5 separate regions of the Homo sapiens genome follow, and all the other regions are linked to region 4. A link is a contact called in ENCODE Hi-C or POLR2A ChIA-PET data. All regions are on one chromosome and are shown on one strand. Each heading gives the region's core, a stretch centred on a gene start or an enhancer-like site at or near the end of the contact. The rest is flanking DNA. Distances are from core to core; before and after follow the strand shown.

What was found. Hi-C counts contacts between places; a loop is a spot of excess contacts on that map. ChIA-PET counts read pairs that join two places held with the same protein, here RNA polymerase II (POLR2A). Pooled maps may share reads with other maps.
Region 1: a loop to region 4 is called in a pooled map, with 14 times the contacts of the local background. The contact joins the promoter of YRDC here to the promoter of THRAP3 in region 4. A Hi-C loop is called at or near these places in 7 of 50 pooled maps. POLR2A ChIA-PET finds 5 or more read pairs at or near these places in 2 of 52 experiments (HEK293T and T-cell).
Region 2: a pooled map shows a loop between it and region 4 (13-fold over the local background). The contact joins the promoter of MEAF6 here to the promoter of THRAP3 in region 4. A Hi-C loop is called at or near these places in 6 of 50 pooled maps.
Region 3: a loop to region 4 is called in a map of CD4-positive, alpha-beta T cell, with 5 times the contacts of the local background. The contact joins the promoter of SMIM12 here to the promoter of THRAP3 in region 4. A Hi-C loop is called at or near these places in 1 of 168 maps with a recorded cell type or tissue (CD4-positive, alpha-beta T cell) and 7 of 50 pooled maps. POLR2A ChIA-PET finds 5 or more read pairs at or near these places in 1 of 52 experiments (activated CD4-positive, alpha-beta T cell).
Region 5: a pooled map shows a loop between it and region 4 (4-fold over the local background). The contact joins the enhancer-like site here to the promoter of THRAP3 in region 4. A Hi-C loop is called at or near these places in 2 of 50 pooled maps.

The regions. Positions count from the first base shown.
Region 1 is chr1:37,806,376-37,810,173 of GRCh38, reverse strand. YRDC (yrdC N6-threonylcarbamoyltransferase domain containing) reads left to right here and starts at 1,966. Exons shown (of 5, transcript NM_024640.4): 1 at 1,966-2,382; 2 at 2,959-3,073; 3 at 3,198-3,317. The coding sequence starts at 1,994. It overlaps C1orf122 (chromosome 1 open reading frame 122), which reads right to left and starts at 2,384. Exons shown (of 3, transcript NM_198446.3): 1 at 1,735-2,384; 2 at 1,442-1,643; 3 at 720-1,196. The coding sequence starts at 1,769. The coding sequence ends at 1,101. It overlaps MTF1 (metal regulatory transcription factor 1), which reads left to right. Exons shown (of 11, transcript NM_005955.3): 11 at 1-600. RefSeq lists silencers at 1,327-1,876, 2,057-2,316.
Region 2 is chr1:37,513,327-37,517,010 of GRCh38, reverse strand. MEAF6 (MYST/Esa1 associated factor 6) reads left to right here and starts at 2,245. Exons shown (of 7, transcript NM_001270875.3): 1 at 2,245-2,354; 2 at 3,473-3,588. The coding sequence starts at 2,265. RefSeq lists a silencer at 2,061-2,660.
Region 3 is chr1:34,857,790-34,861,460 of GRCh38, reverse strand. SMIM12 (small integral membrane protein 12) reads left to right here and starts at 1,712. Exons shown (of 2, transcript NM_138428.6): 1 at 1,712-1,784. RefSeq lists a silencer at 1,761-1,890.
Region 4 is chr1:36,222,693-36,225,976 of GRCh38, reverse strand. THRAP3 (thyroid hormone receptor associated protein 3) reads right to left here and starts at 1,534. Exons shown (of 12, transcript NM_005119.4): 1 at 1,472-1,534. RefSeq lists enhancers at 1,088-1,616, 1,448-1,657, 1,617-2,144, 2,058-2,357, 2,568-2,737 and a silencer at 1,788-1,907.
Region 5 is chr1:37,674,822-37,678,396 of GRCh38, reverse strand. No RefSeq gene overlaps it. Among named protein-coding and RNA genes, the nearest start is that of AIRIM, 14 kb to the left of the region's middle. Within about 2 kb of position 2,101, at least 5 of the 41 ENCODE cell types and tissues checked have a DNase peak (open chromatin) inside an H3K27ac peak, as active enhancers do.

The sequences.
Region 1 (3,798 bases), core at 717-3,216, 1.6 Mb before region 4:
CTCTTGCCCTTTTCCTGCTGTGTTCTCAGGCCTCCCAAGGGCTATTTGACTCAACAGTCTACATCCTTCGTTGTGTTTTGGAGAATGTGGGGGTGGGGGTCAGAGTTCAAGGTGTCTGTTCCCTTTTCCTGTGAACTCTTTCTAGTCCCTATTTGGGGAGGGTGGCTGGAAACAGATTTTTGCTGAATTTCTGGCTCAGATCTTCTAGCCAGGAAAGGCAAGAGCCCCCAAGAGCCCTTTTTTTTGACATACACTAATCATTGGCCGGGGTCTTGGTGACAACTTTTAAAATCCCAAATAGTTTTATTTGGATTATGTAAAAGTAAGTGTGAAACATGGGAACAACGGACTTCCACTGAGCGATGTGAAAACGTTACAGGTTCAGTACTTCCAAAGGAAGAAACCTCCAAACCCAAAAAAGAATAAATATGAATTTGTATTTTTGAAGAATGTGAAATAATGGTGTTTGCTTAATTGCTCATTTTGTATAAACTTAATATTGTACTTTAAAATATCTGCTAAAAAGTGAAAATTTAACTTTTTGGAATTGAAAAAGCAATATTAAATACTAATGAAATCCTAATTAAATGCTTATTTAAATCTGGTAGTATCTGTGGCATTTCTTACCAACCCTGCCCATAGTTGACATTTTTCCACCACTCCCCCCTTCCCAGCCATCAGTCTTGGAGAGGGGACAGAAAGGAAACGTCGGTCACCAGGAGAGTCTGCAGGTTTCCTTTTAATCAAGGCTCTACTGAAGGTGTTTTGTGGGGCTAAAAGCCCCCAAAACATGAAATGGACATGTAACACCACCTGGATCCCCCATAGCAGGCCAGACCACTCTGGCGAGCACTGCTGGTCTGCCCAAATCTGGGTAATCAGACTGGGTATTCATTGGCTGCATTTCAAAGCACAGCACTGCTTTCAGCCAGGATGAAGTGGGAGTGAACCCAGCTGCTAGCAGAGCTGCCACTCCAGGCTGAGAGCCAAGTACCAGCCACTGCCAGTGAAGACTGGCCCCTTTACTGAAGGGAGTTGTTCAGAGTCCAGCCACCGGCCCTGGGGAGGGAGAGAAGTCAGGGTATTCTGCTCGGGGATGGTCAGGGCTCCGCAGCTCCATCGCCAGCATCCTTTGGAAAGCCGCCTCTGGCGGAGACAGCCGGCTGGGGGGGCGCTCCAGGTTTGGCTGAGACGTTCTAGTTGGAACAGAAAGGAAAAAAGTGAGGCTGGGAGGCAAGGCCTTGGATTAGGCCCCACAAGGATGTGGCCATTTGGCATTTGGATAGTATTAACTTTTTCGAAACCTCTCACCAGATCAAAGGAGGTTAGGGATAAAGCGGCGGAGACATACTTCCCCCCTCCAGGGTAAGCTAGGGCTTGGCCAGCCTAGCCAGTGGGCAGACCCCACCCCACCCCAGCCCAGCCCAGGGTGGGCACTAACCCCGCCACCAGCCGGCTCCGGGCGCCGGCGGCCCAGCTGCCGTAACATCTCCTCGCAGGCTGCGATGGTGTCCAGGAGCTGCCGCTGCCGCTGCTCCACCGCGTCCAGCAGCTGCTGGGCGCGCTCCTCCCGGGGCGGCTGTGGGGGTGGCCTCCCGCCGAGCCCCAGCCCCGCCTTCCCGCGGTCCACGCCGGCAGCCTCCCTGCCCGGGAGAGAGCGAGAGACAGACGGTCAGGGCCGGCGCTTGCGCGGGGCCAAGCCCCTTCCTCCCGCCCCGACGGGCCCCCTCTCACCCCCGTGACCAGTCTGAGCCCGGGCCCCATTCCATCTCCGCTTGCGCGGCCCGACCACCGCCCCCCTTTCGGCCGCCCCCCTCCCCAGCGCTGCGTTAGGGCTTCGCAAGGCTGCGCCCCGCCCCGTCCCCACCGGTCTCCTTCAATCCTCCTGGGGGTCGTGGTCCCTTTAAGCTGCCCGGCGCAGAGGCGGGGCCGAGTCTCCTGGACCGGAAGCTGGCTGGGAGCGTCACTTCCTCCCGGAAGCGGGCCTGGGCGGATGTCTCCGGCGCGTCGGTGCAGGGGGATGAGGGCCGCGGTGGCTGCCAGCGTGGGGTTGAGCGAGGGGCCTGCTGGCTCCCGGAGCGGTCGCCTCTTCCGCCCGCCGAGTCCCGCTCCGGCGGCCCCCGGCGCCCGGCTGTTGCGGCTCCCGGGGAGCGGGGCCGTGCAGGCCGCGAGCCCGGAGCGCGCCGGCTGGACCGAGGCGCTGCGGGCCGCCGTGGCCGAGCTGCGCGCCGGCGCCGTGGTGGCCGTCCCCACCGATACGCTGTACGGCCTGGCCTGCGCGGCGAGCTGCTCGGCGGCTCTGCGCGCTGTGTACCGCCTCAAGGGTCGCAGCGAGGCCAAGCCTCTGGCCGTATGCCTCGGCCGCGTGGCCGACGTCTACAGGTAAGGCCGCCCCGACCCGGCCCCGCTAGGGGCGGCACCGCGGGAGGGGTTTCCGGTGACAGGCTTGGGAGACTGAGGCGCAGAGAGCGGGAGGGGCTTGTCCAGGCTCACCAAGGAATCCGGAACTGGAAATATGTACCGAGGACTTAACGTGCCCCGGGCCCTGAACTACATGCTGCTGGGAAGCAGCAACACACGAGAAAGGCAGGGACCCTGTTCCCTTGGCGTATTTGTGCTAATTGGGGAGGCCCCCGGGAAAAAAGCAAACAAACACAGTAGCTTAATTTAATAGCGAATGCCTTGAAGAAAATAAAACGTGGAGCTTGATCCCACTATCATGATATCACAGCGGTGCAGCTGTTGTAGTCCCTGAGACCAGAGGCACATGGGCGTCAAGCCAGGGGTGCGCCTCTGGAGCCCTGCTTTCTGCTCAAGCTCTTAGGGAGGTGAAGCAGGGAGACAGGCGGCTCCCATTGTAAACTCGAAGGATTCCTTTTCTACGTCTGCCTAGAGTCTAGGAAAGGACCACCAGTGGCCCTTCAATTTTGAATGGATTTATTCTTCTGTGTTTCCCAGATACTGCCGTGTGAGAGTACCTGAGGGGCTCCTGAAAGACCTACTGCCAGGACCAGTGACCCTGGTGATGGAACGCTCGGAGGAGCTCAACAAGGACCTAAACCCTTTTACGCCTGTGAGTCAAGTTTTCTCTTGTGTCCCCAGACTCCAGGCCACTTGGCTTTCACTAGGATCCAGATAAGACTTACCCTCTTATCCCTTCCAACCTTTCTCATGATCCCTTTCCCCTTGCCTTACAGCTTGTAGGCATTCGGATTCCTGATCATGCTTTTATGCAAGACTTGGCTCAGATGTTTGAGGGTCCGCTTGCTCTCACTAGTGCCAACCTCAGCTCCCAGGCCAGTTCTCTGAATGTCGAGGTGAGTTTACCCAGTCCTTCCCCTGGAAATGTCACCAGCGCACATACTGTTTTCTGTGAATCAGTGGCATTGATAGTACACTGGGATGGCCAGGCATGAGAGTTCTTGGGCCAACAGTGGGAAGGTTGCCCAGCTGGCAGGGAGGTGGTGGGGGGCAATATAAATTAAAAAAATTTGAAAGATTTTATCTCAAAGTCTGAAAAGCCAGGGGGAGAATTGGTCTTTTCTTCAGTCTTTATAATAATAGGAAAGATTATAAGAACAATGTCTTCCTGTTTTTCTGGAGATAACAGTTTCTGGAGAACACAGTTAGGCTATAAATCTTCACGACAGTGCTGTAAAGAAAGATGAAGAAGGCCAAGGGCAGTGGCTCATGCCTGTGACCCCAGCACTTTGGGAGGCCCAAGCAGGTGGATCATGTGAGGTCAGGAGTTTGAGACCAGCCTGGCTAACATGGCAAAACTCCATCTCTAATAAAAAA
Region 2 (3,684 bases), core at 996-3,495, 1.3 Mb before region 4:
TGTCTTGGCCTCCCAAAATGCTGGGATTATAGGCGTGAGCCACCTCGCCCAGCCAGCTTTTTGTTTTGTTTTGTTTTGTTTTTGAGACAGAGTCTCACTCTCTCACCCAGGCTGGAGTGCAGTGGCGATCTCGGCTCACTGTATCCTCTGCCTCCCCGGTTCAAGCGATTCTCCTGCCTCAGCCTCCTGAGTAGACGGGATTATAGGCGCACACCACCACACCTGGCTAATTTTTTGTATTTTTAGTAGAGATGGGGTTTCACCATGTTGGTCAGGCTGGTCTTGAACTCCTGACCTCGTGATCCGCCCGCCTCGGCCTCCCAAAGTGGTGGGATTTAGCCACCGCACCCAGTGGCTTAAAAGTTTTTTTACTTGTTTGTTTTTTGGTTTACACTAGGAATATAGAGGTACTTCCTCACCTTGAAAAACAGCATCTACAAAACTCCCACAACTAATGTCATACTTAATGGTGAGAGACTGAATGCATTCGCCACCCCCCCTTTTTTTTTTTGAGACGGAGTCTCGCTCTTGCCCAGGCTGGAGTGCAGTGGCGGGATCTTGGCTCACTGCAAGCTCCGCCTCCCGGGTTCACGCCATTCTCCTGCCTCAGCCTTCCGAGTAGCTGCGACTACAGGCGCCCACCACCACGCCCGGCTAATTTTTTTTGTATTTTTTAATAAAGACGAGGTTTCACTGTGTTAGCCAGGATGGTCTTGATCTCCCGACCTTGTGATTCACCCGCCTCGGCCTCCCAAAGTGCTGGGATTACAGGCGTGAGCCACCGCGCCCGGCCTGCATTCCCCTTAAAACAGGGAACAAGGCAAGGATGTCTAATGTTATCACTTTTATTTAACAGACTACTGGAAATCTGCACAATAAGGAAGAAAAAGAAAAAGCACTCAGCTTAGAAAAAAAAAAACTCCCTATTTATTTGCAGATGAAATTATTATCTATGTAAAAATTCCAAGGAATCTATACAACCCCCCCTAAAATTAGTAAGGGAGTTCAGCAAGATGGCAGGTTACAAGATCCGCACACGAAACCAGTTATTCAGAATGCAGCACAGAGGGACAAAAAGATGGAAAATATAGACGGTAGGTTAAAAAGCTTCTTATGTTCGAGTTCCAGAAGGAGAGAGAAATGAGACAGGCATCTGAAGAAAAATGACTGCGATTTCCCAAAACTGGTGGAAGATACCAACCCACATATTATAGAAATCCAAAGACTTCCAAGCAAGAAACAAAACAAAAGGAAGAAAAAATATCCCACTTAGACTTATGATAGCGAAACTGCAGAACAGTGAAAGATGGAGAGCTGAGGACGGAGAAATCCACAGGGGCCAAGTGAAAACAACGTTTACACCTTGGACTTAACGATAAAAGCGAACTCGTACTTGCACAGTCATTGGCGCCTGCCAAACCCCTTACACATATTAGGTGATTTACTCCTCACAGCAAATGTATTAGGTAGATTCTATTACTGCTTGTATTTTACAGATGAGGGAGTTGAGATTTGGTTATTTGCCCAAAGGAGCACACTTTATCGATGTAGCGATAGGATTTTGAACAAGGTAGTTCTCGCTCCAGTTTTGTGCCCTTAACCACTACACATACTTGTTTCTCCAAAGGGCACTGGGAAAATGGGAAGCCACTGAAAGACTTTAAACCGGGGAGTGATAACATTTGTTTCTGGAAGATCCTGGCACCACTGTGGATAGTGGATTAAGTGGGGCTAAAGGTGGAAATAAGCCGCTGGAATAATGTAGCCCCAAACAGGGAGGGCCTGAATGAACTAGTGAGGTGGCAGAAGGCGCAGGCACAAGCAAATGGATTCGCGAGCTCTTCCGGAGTCGAGTCCATAGAGCTTGACCTGGGATCGCGTTTTACTCCAGGTGCAGAGTGAGGAAAACCGCGTTTCTGACGCAGGCAATTCGGTGGATAGTGAAAGTCATTCACTGAAGTGGACTGAAGCGGGGCGCACAGGAGACTCGGAGGCCTGAGGACGAGCTAGGCTTTGGACGCGGTGGATTTGTGGCGTCTGTAAAGCCGGCGGCCAGCCGAGGGGCAGGAAACGGCAGAAAGCAGAAGCCGCATCTCTAGAGCTCTCCGAGAAGGACCTTCGAGAGCCCCGGCCTTAGCGAAGCTCGGCACGGCGCTGCACGCGTCTCCGGAAGCCGCGCGCGCAGGCGCAGAGCGGGGGGGCGCCCCCTGGCGGCGCAGGGACCGCCCCCAACCTCGCGCCGCCGCCGCCCGCCTCAGCCCAACATGGCGATGCACAACAAGGCGGCGCCGCCGCAGATCCCGGACACCCGGCGGGAGCTGGCGGAGCTCGTGAAGCGGAAGCAGGAGCTGGCGGTGAGGGGCTAGGACAGGGGTTGCACGGCATGGGGCTCCGCGCCCGCCCCGCCTCCAGGCCCCAAGCCCGGCCGCGCTAGGCCGTTTGTTACTCCGGGGGCGCGGCGCGGCGGGCCGGGTGCTCGGCGGCCTGAGGCCGGGTGCGCATTCTGCGGCCCGCCGGCGGTTCAGCTTCCCGGCTGTGCGAATCCGGAGCCGGGAGAGAGCCGGGAGCGCGGGAGGGGGAGGGGAAGCGGCAGCCGCAGGAGGGGGCGTGGAGGGAGGACGGTGCCGGGGCCCGGGGAGAGGGCGCTAGGAAGGGCGAGCGTCAGTGAGCCGCGGGGGTGGGCGAGGCGGGCTAGTCCGTGATCTTTGCGGGGAGGGGGTGGGGAAGGAGGCTAGTGTGGGAGGGGGACCCAGTCACCCCGTCTGGACTTTGGAGGCTGGTGGGGAGCGTGTTCTTTTTGGTACTGGGAGTAGATCCGTTGAATGGAGGTTTTTGATAGACAGGGTTGTGATGTGTTTGGGAACATCTAGAAGGTGACAGGCGAGGGAGAAGAACACATTCCGGAGAATTCAGAATTGTGACAGGCACCCAAGGCCCAATGCACTCTGGTGGCTAAGCTCTTCCTGCCCCCGCGTCTCGGCTTGGGCACCCGGGAGGCCCCTCTCACCTGAAGCTGCCCTTCTAGGTTTCCATAGCAACTGGCAGCCCGGTGTCGGCGGCCTCTCTTGAGCCTGCGGGGAGGGGAGCGAGTTGACGCTGAAAGGCTGCTCACCTTTCCCTCTCCTGGTAGCGATACCTTTTGTGCGTGGGAGTGGACATCGCCCAAGTTCTGCGTTAGCCTGGGCTCTTGACTCATGGTTTCCGTGAATCCTCTAAAGTATATGCAAAATTTCGCGTGTGTGTGTATTTTTCTGGAGACATGCTTTATACATTCAGGGGTCCATCACCCCCAAAGGTCTAGACTGTCTTAGTCCTAAACGGCTCCTCCTCCCCGTATCTTCCATCTCTCCACAGGGTGGTTTAGTGTGGGCAAGCTTGCGTTTACGAGTCTAATATCAGGATTTCATTTTGGCCAGACTTAAGTGTTTGCATTTAAAAGGTATCATTCATGTCCTTGTTTTTCATCTCTCAGGAAACATTGGCAAATTTGGAGCGACAGATCTATGCTTTTGAGGGAAGCTACCTGGAAGACACTCAGATGTATGGCAATATTATTCGTGGCTGGGATCGGTATCTGACCAACCAAAAGTGAGTGTCGAAAGCCTGTAGTGTTCCTATTGTGCCCTAGTAACGTTTGTTTTTAGGACTGTATGCTCTTAGTGGCAACTTTGCTGGAGGCAGTAG
Region 3 (3,671 bases), core at 463-2,962, 1.4 Mb after region 4:
CCCGCCCCGTGCTATGCACGTTAAAATAAAATTTTGTATGTCTTTTCTCCTATTAATCTGCCTTTTGTCAGTTGATTTTCAGTGAACCTTGGCCCCTACAATACTGTTCCCTTTTCTCCATCTTCACTGCCAGAGCTTAGCTTTGAGCTGTTTGAGATAATAGAGGAAGGGTGTCTAATGTGATAAGCAGTCTATGTATGAGGCTTCCTCTGGAGGTGACCCTTAAGCTTGAAAATTGTGCCAGAGCACAATCTGGCATAGTAAAGAAAGGTGGGAAGGGCACTACATGGCCAGGCACGGTGGCTCATGCCTGTAATCCCAGCACTTTGGGAGGCTGAGGCGGGCGGATTGCTTGAGCTCAGGAGTTCGAGACCAGCCCTAGCAACATGGTGAAACCCAGTCTCTACAAAAAGTACAAAAATTAGCCAGGCCTGGTGGTGTGCATCTGTGGTCCCAGCTACTCGGAAGGCTGAAGTGGGAGGATCACTTGAGCCCAGGAGGTTGAGGCTGCAGTGAGCTATGATTGTGCCACTGCACTCTAGCCTGGGCAACAGAGCGAGAGTCCTGTTAAAAAAAAAAAAAAAAGCGGCCAGGCGCAGTGGCTCACGCCTGTAATCCCAGCACTTTGGGAGGCCGATGCGGGCAGATCACCTGAGGTCGGGAGTTCGAGACCAGCTTCCCCAACATGGAGAAACCCCTTCTCTATTAAAAATACAAAATTAGCCGGGCGTGGTGGTGCATGCCTGTGATCCCAGCTACTCAGGAGGCTGAGGCAGGGGAATCACTTGAACCTGGGAGGCGGAGGTTGCGGTGAGCCGAGATCACGCCATTGCACTCCAGCCCAGGCAACAAGAGTGAAATTGAACAACAACAACAAAAAAGGTGGGAAGGTAGATGAAAAAGCATCAATAAGGCACTGAGGTGTGAAACAGTGTGGTCTGCCGGGTTTAGTATGTGCGAGCAAAATAAATATGCAGGCTGAGATTAGTGGGATGAGGGTGGGAAGGGCCTTGTGGGAGCATTAACAAGCTTGAGCTTTGGGACTTTTCTGTATATGATAAAATTGATGTCTGTATAGGGTACAGTGGGGACACAGAGGAGGAAGTGAATACTTGTACCCAAGAGGTCATGTAAGACTTAGGTTTTACTATATTTGAATTATTTTTACACTAACAATAGCCACATTTATTTCCCTGCTGGCTGTGTGCCTGCCACAGTACTTTACAAATATTATCTCTTCCAACCCTCACACCATCCTTGCGAAATGGGTGTTATTACCTCTACACAGAAGGGGAAGGGAGGCTCAGACAGGTTAATAATGTTCCCAAGGTCACTAGAAAGCTAGCCCGGATCCCAAGAGGTCTTAAAGCACTAAAATATACTCTTCTAAGAAGAGCTTCTTGAGGTCAGGGATCATGTCTTTTGTTTTTGCGTGCCCAGACCTAGGTCTTAGAAGACGCCTAATAAACATCAGTTGAAAAAAATGACTGGATGATCTTTCACTTTTTCCACGCAGAAAACACGTGGCGACATCACTGAGAAACCTCCCGGCCAACAGAGGGCGCGACGTCCATTTCAGCGCAGTGGGGCCCAGTTGCGGACGCCTAGCTTCCTTCCGTCCTTTGGCTGAAGTTCAGCCAATCCCTGCGCTCCGAGAGAGCCGGCGGCCAGTGGGCAGGGTCACAGGGCAAGGTCCCGCGGGCCGCTGGGTGCGGCGACTTCCGTGCTCCCGGCGAGCGGGCGGAGAGCGGGGGCCGCACTGGGGAGTGTGGGCTGGGCCGCAGGTGAGCGCGCGGTCCCGGCGAGCAGGTCGGGTCAGCCCAGGCCAGTAACCTCTGAGTTACGGGAGGAGTGATCGCTAGGGTCCACCCCGGTCCCGGCCAGATCTGCCAGCTCCCCTCTCTGGCGGGTGTTCTGGTGCCAAGTCTGGGAGCCCAGGTAGCCCTCCGCAGACAGGGCTTCTCGGCACCTCAATGAGGACGGACGTTGATGAGGCCATGAATGAGGTGGGCTAGGGACAGGGGACCGGGAGACTCACAGAAGGGAGAAGGGTAGCCATTTGGATGGACCTTCGCCTTACTTGCGCTCCCATTCCTGGACTGCGCTCTAGTGACTGTCAGGGCTAATTCTTCCGCCTTCTCAGGCCTCCTGTGTCCTTGTTAGTAGTTCTTGAATTTGGGACTACGGCTTCTGGCCTCGTTGGGCCTCCGGGCCCTCGCACTGGGGCAGGTTTCCCAGCAGCCCAGTTGACCTTTACCGGATGCTTTTGGCAGACGTCCTCCATGCCGGGCTGGAAATATGCGTCACAGTGTTTTTCAGACACTTTTGCCTCTTTCATTGTGATACCCTGCCTGGGGACGACTATGATGGAGTCTTTAGGTTTTTGTAATCAGCAAAGGCATCTGTTATGCTCCTGCCACCTTTTGGGGGAGAGTGGGTGGAGGATGTTGTGATTTTACACTAGGGAGTTTGGGCTGTCATTCATTCGTTCAGCAGACCTTTTTTGGGCACTCTGCCAGGCAGGGTAGGAGAGGTGCCTGGATGGATAGGGCATAATTGGGCCAGACAGACACGGTTCTTAGCCTTTTGGAGCTTAAAGTGTCTTGAGAAACGCAGACAGGGTAAGCCAGCATCGTGCCTGACACAGAGTAAGTGGTTATAAGTGTCGAATAAAGGAATGAATTGACTTATTTGGGAATGATTAGAATGTGAGCAGGACGGTAGCGAGAGACTTTATGCTGCATGTGAGAGATAGTTGTGAACTCATGCGCGATATGTTTTAAGACAGGTTTGGAAATCTGAACGGACAGTTGCTATTTAGGGAAGCATTTACTTATACAGAGGACTTGCTTTAAAGGTGGAAGTAAAATGGAGAAGTATTAGGTTTGGGATTCTTCAGAGGTGCCTCTTTTAACTATTACTATGTCTCTGAATTTCATAAATCCCTGAGTACAATCTCAGAGTTTGGGAAAAGGAAAGCTCTTCTAGGTAATGAAATGCCAGGCTGATGGGAAAAAACTGTAGGAAGCTCTCCCTAAGTCCAGGGTTTGGACAGAAACCGTATACCTCTGCAGTGTGTTCTTCCCACTAGAAAGAGTGTAGGCTTTGAAATTGGAGAGGCCTGGGTTCAAAATCAGTGGCTCTATCACTTCTAGTGATCTTGGATAAGTTAACATAATGTCTGTGAGCCTTTGTGGCCTTCACAAGAGTCTGGGCTAATAATTCCTACATCATAGAGGTGTTATGAGGATCAAATGATGATTAGTGTGTAAATTGTCATCATAGTGCCTGGTGCTGAGACAATAAGCGGGGGAGTCTTGGAGATGCTGCAATTTTTTTTTTTTTTTTAAATTTCATGATGCTGCCTTATTGCAGGGGTCCTTAACCCCCTGGGCCACAGACCAGTGGTGGTCTTCAGCCCATTAGAAACTGGGCTGCACAGCAGGAGGTGAGCGGTGGGCAAGCTGGCAAGCATTACCGCCTGAGCTCCACCTTCTGATAGATCAGCAGCGGCATTAGATTCTCACAGGAGTGCAAACTCTATTGTGAACTGCGCATGTGAGGGATCTACGTTGTGTGCCCCTTATGAGAATCTAATGCCTGATGATCTGAGCTGGAACAGTTTCATCCCGAAACCATCCCTCTCCAACCCCCATCTGTGGAAAAATTGT
Region 4 (3,284 bases), core at 285-2,784:
CTGGTGTTAAAACGTTTAAAAAACAAAGAGATGGAATTACACTGGATATAGAGGTTTTTAATCAAATCACTTCTTACAGAAACCTCAACACAACTCTCTTACAAAATGCAATTAAGCCCAAATGGCTGCAGTAAAACTTATCATTAACGTATGAACATTGGCTCACAAAATACATCTCCCGGCAAAGAACAAACTGAGCCCGATTTGCTCCACAAGTTGTTCATGGCAGGAGCCGGTTTTGGCTATTTAACAAGCTTCTAAATCATAATACACACGTCAGACTGTCTAGAATTACAGAACAGACTACAACAGTACTTCCACAAACGAAAAAAGTCAGGGTCATCTGAAACAGAAGAAAAATAACGGTGTGATACACGCCTCATCTCTCTCGGCGCACACTCTAAAAAAAAAACCTATAAATGATGATATTACTTTTTAACAGTGGCTAAGTGATTTTTATTTTATCTCATTTAGTCTCCACAATAACCCTGTAAAGGGGTCACTGTTACTTACTGCTGTTTTAGTGATAAGAAAACTGAGGCAGCTGGAGATGAAGACTCTTGACCTAAGATCAAAAGATAGCAGGGCCAAGATTTAAACCCAAGCCAACTGGTTCAGGATACTTCTGTTATGCTCCCAACAGAAGCTTCACTGCCTCTCTCTTGCCAGGTCCTTCTATACTCTCAGAGGCTTTCCCTTCACCCCAAGTAACAAATTCCCCATAAACACTGTACTGCCACTGATGGCTTCCAACTTCTGTGCACCATTGCTGCTCCCCAGCTTCTGCTGCCATGCTCCACCCCTAAGATTTGTAAAGTCAAAGACAACAGTTGATAAAAGTTGCTTAGGTGCTAAGAGAAGCAAAATAATTCACCTCATATAAGCAGAACTCACGCCGATTGCCACTGGAATGCAAGCCGGCCTCAGCTCCAGCCCAAGAAAAAAGTGAGAACTCTAATATTCCCGTAGGAGACAAATTTGGACTATCCCGTTTTTGGCCACCAGGCTGGAAAGAACGGAAGCGGTACTAACATTTACTGAGTGGCAGCCACATGCGCCCTAGGAGAAGACCGAACCAGGCCAATGGGGACTGGGTGGGGGGAAGGGCACTCGGGAGTTCCGGGAAAAGAAATCCAAATAACGGGGTTCATACGACCAAAACGGGAGGAGTAGGGAGTGGCCGCCCCCAGGCCGACTGCAAGATAAAGCGGCGTAGGAGCTGCTCTGCAGAGAAGGCGACCAAGAGCCTTGGGAGCTAGGCCGGGGCCAGGGGAAGACCTAAAGGGCGGGGAAGGGGAGGAGCCGGAGGGAACGGAGCCCGCTCAGAAGAGGCCAGGGTGTAAGCTGGGGGGAGCGACTCCACGCCAGGCCTTCCCCGAGCCCCTGACCAGCAGCTGGGGAAAAAAGATAAGAGACGAAACCACTAGAGCCGGTTAAGCTGCCCTAACTTCCATCAGAGGCGCTCACTCACCTGGGCCTACCACAGAGATCGCAGCTGCAGCTCGCAACGGAACAACCAGCCCGAACCTCGCCCCCGCCCCACAGCGCGCCCAGCGTCTCCGCTCTCCGACGACGGCGACGGCGTAGACCCGCTGCCTCCTGGGAAATGTAGTCCTACGCCCTCCTCTCCTGGCCGACTTGGCTGCCATCAGAACTACGTTTCCCAAAAGACAAGGCGAGCGTTGGGCCCGCCGCTTTGCGTCACGCGCTCGGTTGTCGGCGGTCACGTGGGTTGCTCGGGGCCGTCCCCTCCCCCCGCCTGGGTGGCCTGGAGATGGAGGAGGGCGGTGGACGGAAGGGGCGGGGGCGTTGCTGACGCCACTGCCCCCACCATTTTGGAACCAGCCTGGAGGGAGAGTCTGAGCCCCACCCACTCCGGGCCAGCTTGCCTTGTTGAAAAGCTTCCGAGTTGGAAGTCGAGTCTCCCTGTTTTTGGTCTCTGCTGCGCTCCCTTCCGCTTTGTGACCTTGAGCAAATTCATCCCTCCTCTCTAAACTTGTTTCCTCCCCTGTGAAATGAGACTTGTAATTTCTACCCCACAGCGATGTTGCCAGGCTCCGACAAAGTAAGGCACAGGAAAGCCTCAAGCACCCTGAAAGCGCAACGCAAATGGAGGGGTTGGTTTGGTTTCGTTTTTTTAATTTTAATTGTGTGACCTCATTCGGAGACCCAGAAACCGCCTCTCCCCAGCCTGCCTTCTGTAACTATGATTTTCTGACTGTCGTCCTGGGAAGTTTGTTAAAATGGGTGCTACTGGGGTATTGAACCAAAAGTTTACCGGGGAGTGTCTCCCTGCAGTCTACATTTTAAACCGATCTCTCGGGTGATTCTTACCCACCTACAAATTTGAGAATCTCTGCGTTTATCAGTTTTGCACAGGCTGGTTTCCTCCGGAATTTCTGCTCTAGTGTCTCTGAACATTTAAGACCCATCTCATAGGTCATCTGTGATGCTTTCAAAGTTGACTAGCTCCTCCCTATGCCTGTGTTCCCACAGTAAGTTTGCATCTTACTCTGTAAGTATCGGGGCCTTCCCCGACAAGACTGTGAGCTCTTTGAGAGCCGAGATCAGTTTTGATGGATTTCTGCACCTCCAGAGAAAAGTAGACACAGTACACATCAATTAATAAAGAAATCTAATGCTCTTCCTAAGAGAAAAGCTGCAAGGCTCAACTCAAGTAGCAGACCACGCCACATCAGCCCTTGCCCTTAGTGGCTTCGGCAGCATTCCTTGCACACGGCTTACTCTTTCTTCCTTCTTTGAGCACTTCTTGTGGTCGACGTACTGCGCAGTGCTTCTTAAAACGTTCTAATTTAATTGATTTTATTTTTATTTATTTATTTATTTATTTATTGAGATTCTCCCTATGTCGCCCAGGCTGGAGGGCAGTGGTGCGATTTTGGGTCACTGCAACATCTGCCTCCCAGGTTCAAGCGATTCTCCTGCCTAAGCCTCCTGAGTAGCTGATTTTACGGGCATATGCCACCACCCGGCTAATTTTTCTACTTTTTGTGGAGACGGGGTTTCGCCACGTTGGCCAAGCTGGTATCAGACTCCTGACCTCAAGTGATCCACCTGCCTCGGCCTTCCAAAGTGCTGGGATTACAGGCGTGAGCCACGGGGCTGAACCAATGTAATTTTAAATTCAAAGATTTTCTGGGTGTCTACTGTATACAATGCCCAGTGTAAAATACTGGGAACACGGTAGTAAACTAGATGGATACCAAAATACATAATTTTGGCTCCCCTTTTAAGAAATACAGGCATAGGCCGGGCGCGGTGGC
Region 5 (3,575 bases), core at 852-3,351, 1.5 Mb before region 4:
CAGGCTCAGCCTTTAGCCAGCTGTGTGATCTTGGGCAAGTAATTTCCTCTAAGTCTATTTCCTCATCTGTATAGTGGAAGTGATGATATGTCCTTACAGGGTTGTAAGGTTTAAGCGAGAGGAGATAGTGAGGGCTTTGGGTACATTTGTGAGCATTTAAGGGATTGAAATTCACTTAAGCTTTATTAGTCACTCACTAAGTGTATAGCTCTGTGCTAGGCTCTTTAATATCTTTCTAAACCCTCAACGAGAATTGAAACAAGTATGCTTACTTCCATTAGGTAGATGAGGAGACCGAGACAGAGACCTGGTAAGCTTTCTAAATGCCCACAGCTTGTCAGTAATGTTGCCAGAATTTGCACCAGGGCTTGCTTGGTTCCGGTGAAAGGTGCTTTCCCCCACATCACTGTTGCCTTTCTGCCACAGAAGGCAAGAGCATGCCTAACATCTACTCAGCTGTAACAAGGGTGAGGTTTTCTGATACCCAGCCCTGCACAGGACATGGATCCTGCAGTGCAGAGCTACCTCCATCCAACTTGGCCGTGGCACATGAAGTATCCAAGCCTCTTCCAGGACAGCCGCAACCTTGCCAGTTACCCTTCCTTCTGACCCCATAGCCAAGAGGGTTGGAGCAAATCCTGGCGTGGTCTACCAGAGTCCTACACTTTTGCCTTTGATGCCAGGGCCTGGTAGGAGAAAGCCAGTGATTCTGAAGGAATGACAGGGGTACCCCTTCCAGGCACTGTCCTCCTCCCCATCCTTCCTGGAAGGCTCCTTCTTGGTTTCCACGTAGAGCAAAGTCATTTTTCCGAGACTGTAGGGCCCCAGCCCAGAGATTCTGGTCTAGTATGTGTGGGGAGGGGCTAGATATCTGCATCCTTAATAAGTACCCTTAGTTCAGTTGCAGAGTCATTCCTTAAGAAAGAGCCTTCATCCTGAGAAAAGGCAGCAGTTAGCACAGAGATTGATGGCTGGGTAGACTAGCCACAAAGACCGCACTTCTCTGGGGAAGAAACGCCTTCATAACTCCCTCACTGCACCTCTTTTCCCCTTTTTGTTGCCAGTCCTCAAGTCCAATGGGTACCTCGGCATTGCTCCCCTGGCCCCTCCATGCTGTTTGGGGTGGGATAGTCATAACTTATGTATATGGGGCTTTAGAGTCTGTCGCATCCATATCCATTCATTCTGAGGCCTCCCAGTGTGCCCAGCACAGAACTCATCATTAGCAATACAGAGGTAAATCAAAGAAGTCCATGATTTAGTAGGCCAGGCAGATCTGCAAGCTCTTCGTGAGAAGTGCTATTGTGAAGGATGTGTGGGGAATGCAGTGGATGGAGAGAGTGACTGATTGTTTTTGTGGGTTTTTGTGGGAGGCGAGATAGGGGAATGTGAGACTAGCTCCTCTGTGACTTAATTTCAGTGAGAGTCTTCCCTCTGGTCTCTAGTAGAGTAAGTGATGGGGGTGGGGGTCAGCCTGGCCTGCTGGCCATCATGTGAGCGGGGAGCAACCCTTTCTGCTCTGGCTCATCTCTTCTGATTGAAACGTGTGGAGCAGTTCTTAATTTGCACAGAGAGCCCAGACTAATAAATCCGCTACTCAATTGCAATTCCCACAGTGCGTTTATAGGCAACAGCTGACTTTTATCAGCTAGTTTGTTCTTTCATATAAGCAGAGTTTTATGAGGGTCTCCTGAGCTGGCTTGTAATGTGATGAAACGTCTGCAAAACTCAACCATAAATTCCTGGCACCTGCCAAGCAGAGGATGCTGTTTTCCAGGCACATTTTGTCCAGCTGGCGGCTCTGTCCCCTTGCCCAGTTTGCATTTTTGCACTTGTCTCTTTAAACTTGGATTTGTTTTTCAGTTCTCTGCGGCCTCTTTAAAGGCAACCGAAAAATGAGGGGTAGGAAAAAGGAACTAGAAAGTTACGTCTGTGCTAAAAATTACCCCTGGCTTATGTTGCTCTGAAAGCCAGTTTTGATCCCACTGTTGAAACAGAGACATCAGGCTTCCCTGCCACATGAACCCCAGGGCGGGGGACAGGAGGCCAGTGCCAGCCGAGCCCGTTATTAATACTTTGATTCTTTTCTGGGCCATCACCCTTTGTACTTGCCAAAGGCCCCTACCCTCAGTTGTCAGTTCTGTAAATTAAAGAAACAGCTCCGGAGGCCTTTTCCCCAGATGGTCTCCAGGCATGACATCTTTTCCCAGCATTTAGAGCTCCCCCAACACAGAGAGATGAAATTTAAATGCCCTCTGTCCTCCAAATAGGGCGAGACCTGGACTCTTGGAGAATGCTGTTTGGCTGGGGTGGACTGGGTCATTGGGAGAGCTACAAAGGCCTCAGTGGTGCAACTAGGAATGGTTGAGTGTGGCCCTGGCTGTGTCTCAGGATTACCCACCTGTGTTTATGGGTTCTCTTCATTTTGATCAGACCATTAGGTCAGAAGGCTCCTGTGGCTGCCCTTCCTGTGGCCTTATCCCCTGCTTGCTTTCCCTAGCCCACACTTCAGGGCTGGCTTCATGTGCCTGTGACCCACACTTACAAGGGTTCCCAAGGTTGGTTTCATGCTCTGCTGTCACTCTCGAAATTCTAAACAGTTTTCGAATGATTTTCCTTTGGCACTGGGCCCTGCAAATTATGTTGCCAGTTCTGCCCAGCTTCTCTCTGGTCCTACTGCTTGTAGCTGCCCCAGCACTGTGGACAGACCCTTTCTTCTCCAAGTTGAAGTTTGAGCCTTTGCAGAGCAGGTTAGTTACCCGTCATTGAGGCCTCTGGCCTTGTCCCCCTCCCAAAGGCTCCCTGTTATCCACTCTTCTGGCTACAGGCAATCCCTATTACGTGACAGTATCTCCACAGGCCCTAAAGAGGTGCCTGTCAGTCCCAACTCCCTAAGTCATCTGCAGCTGCTCCTGGCCCCTTCTTATCATTTTCCAGAAAAGATTTCTAGTCAATGCACTCTGCCTGGAAGAAGCTGCCTGCTCTTATGGAGGAGCTGGGGTCTTTGCTAGAGAAAACATCCCCTAACTGCCACCTCCACCTCAAAGGCAAGACATTGTTTCCTGCTACGGGAAAGAGACCCACTTTCTTATTTTTCCAAGCCCCACTCAGACACCATCTCCTTTTTGTTATCTCTTCTTACACCCCTAGATGAAAATAACCCTTCCTTTCTCAGCACAGTACTTGTACTTCCCTTTAACACTTAATTTTTAATTTTTTTAAAAAATGTAGAGTCAGGGTTTCACCATGTTGTCCAGGCTGGTCTTGAACTCCTGGGCTCAGGAGATCCACCTGAGCTGGGCTTGGTGCTTTGGCTCACATCTGTAATCCCAGCACTTTGAGAGACCGAGGCGGGCAGATCGCTTAAGCCCAGGAGTTTGAGACCAGGCAGGGCAACATAGTGAGGCTCCATCTCATAACTAACTAAATAAATAAATAAAAGAAATCTGCCTACCTTGGCCTCTCAAAGCTCTGGAATTATAGGCGTGAGCCACCACACTCGGCCTATTTTTTTTTAAATTTAAATCCAGCTCCTGCAGGATTTTATTTTTTTCTTATCCATTCTTATATCCCTA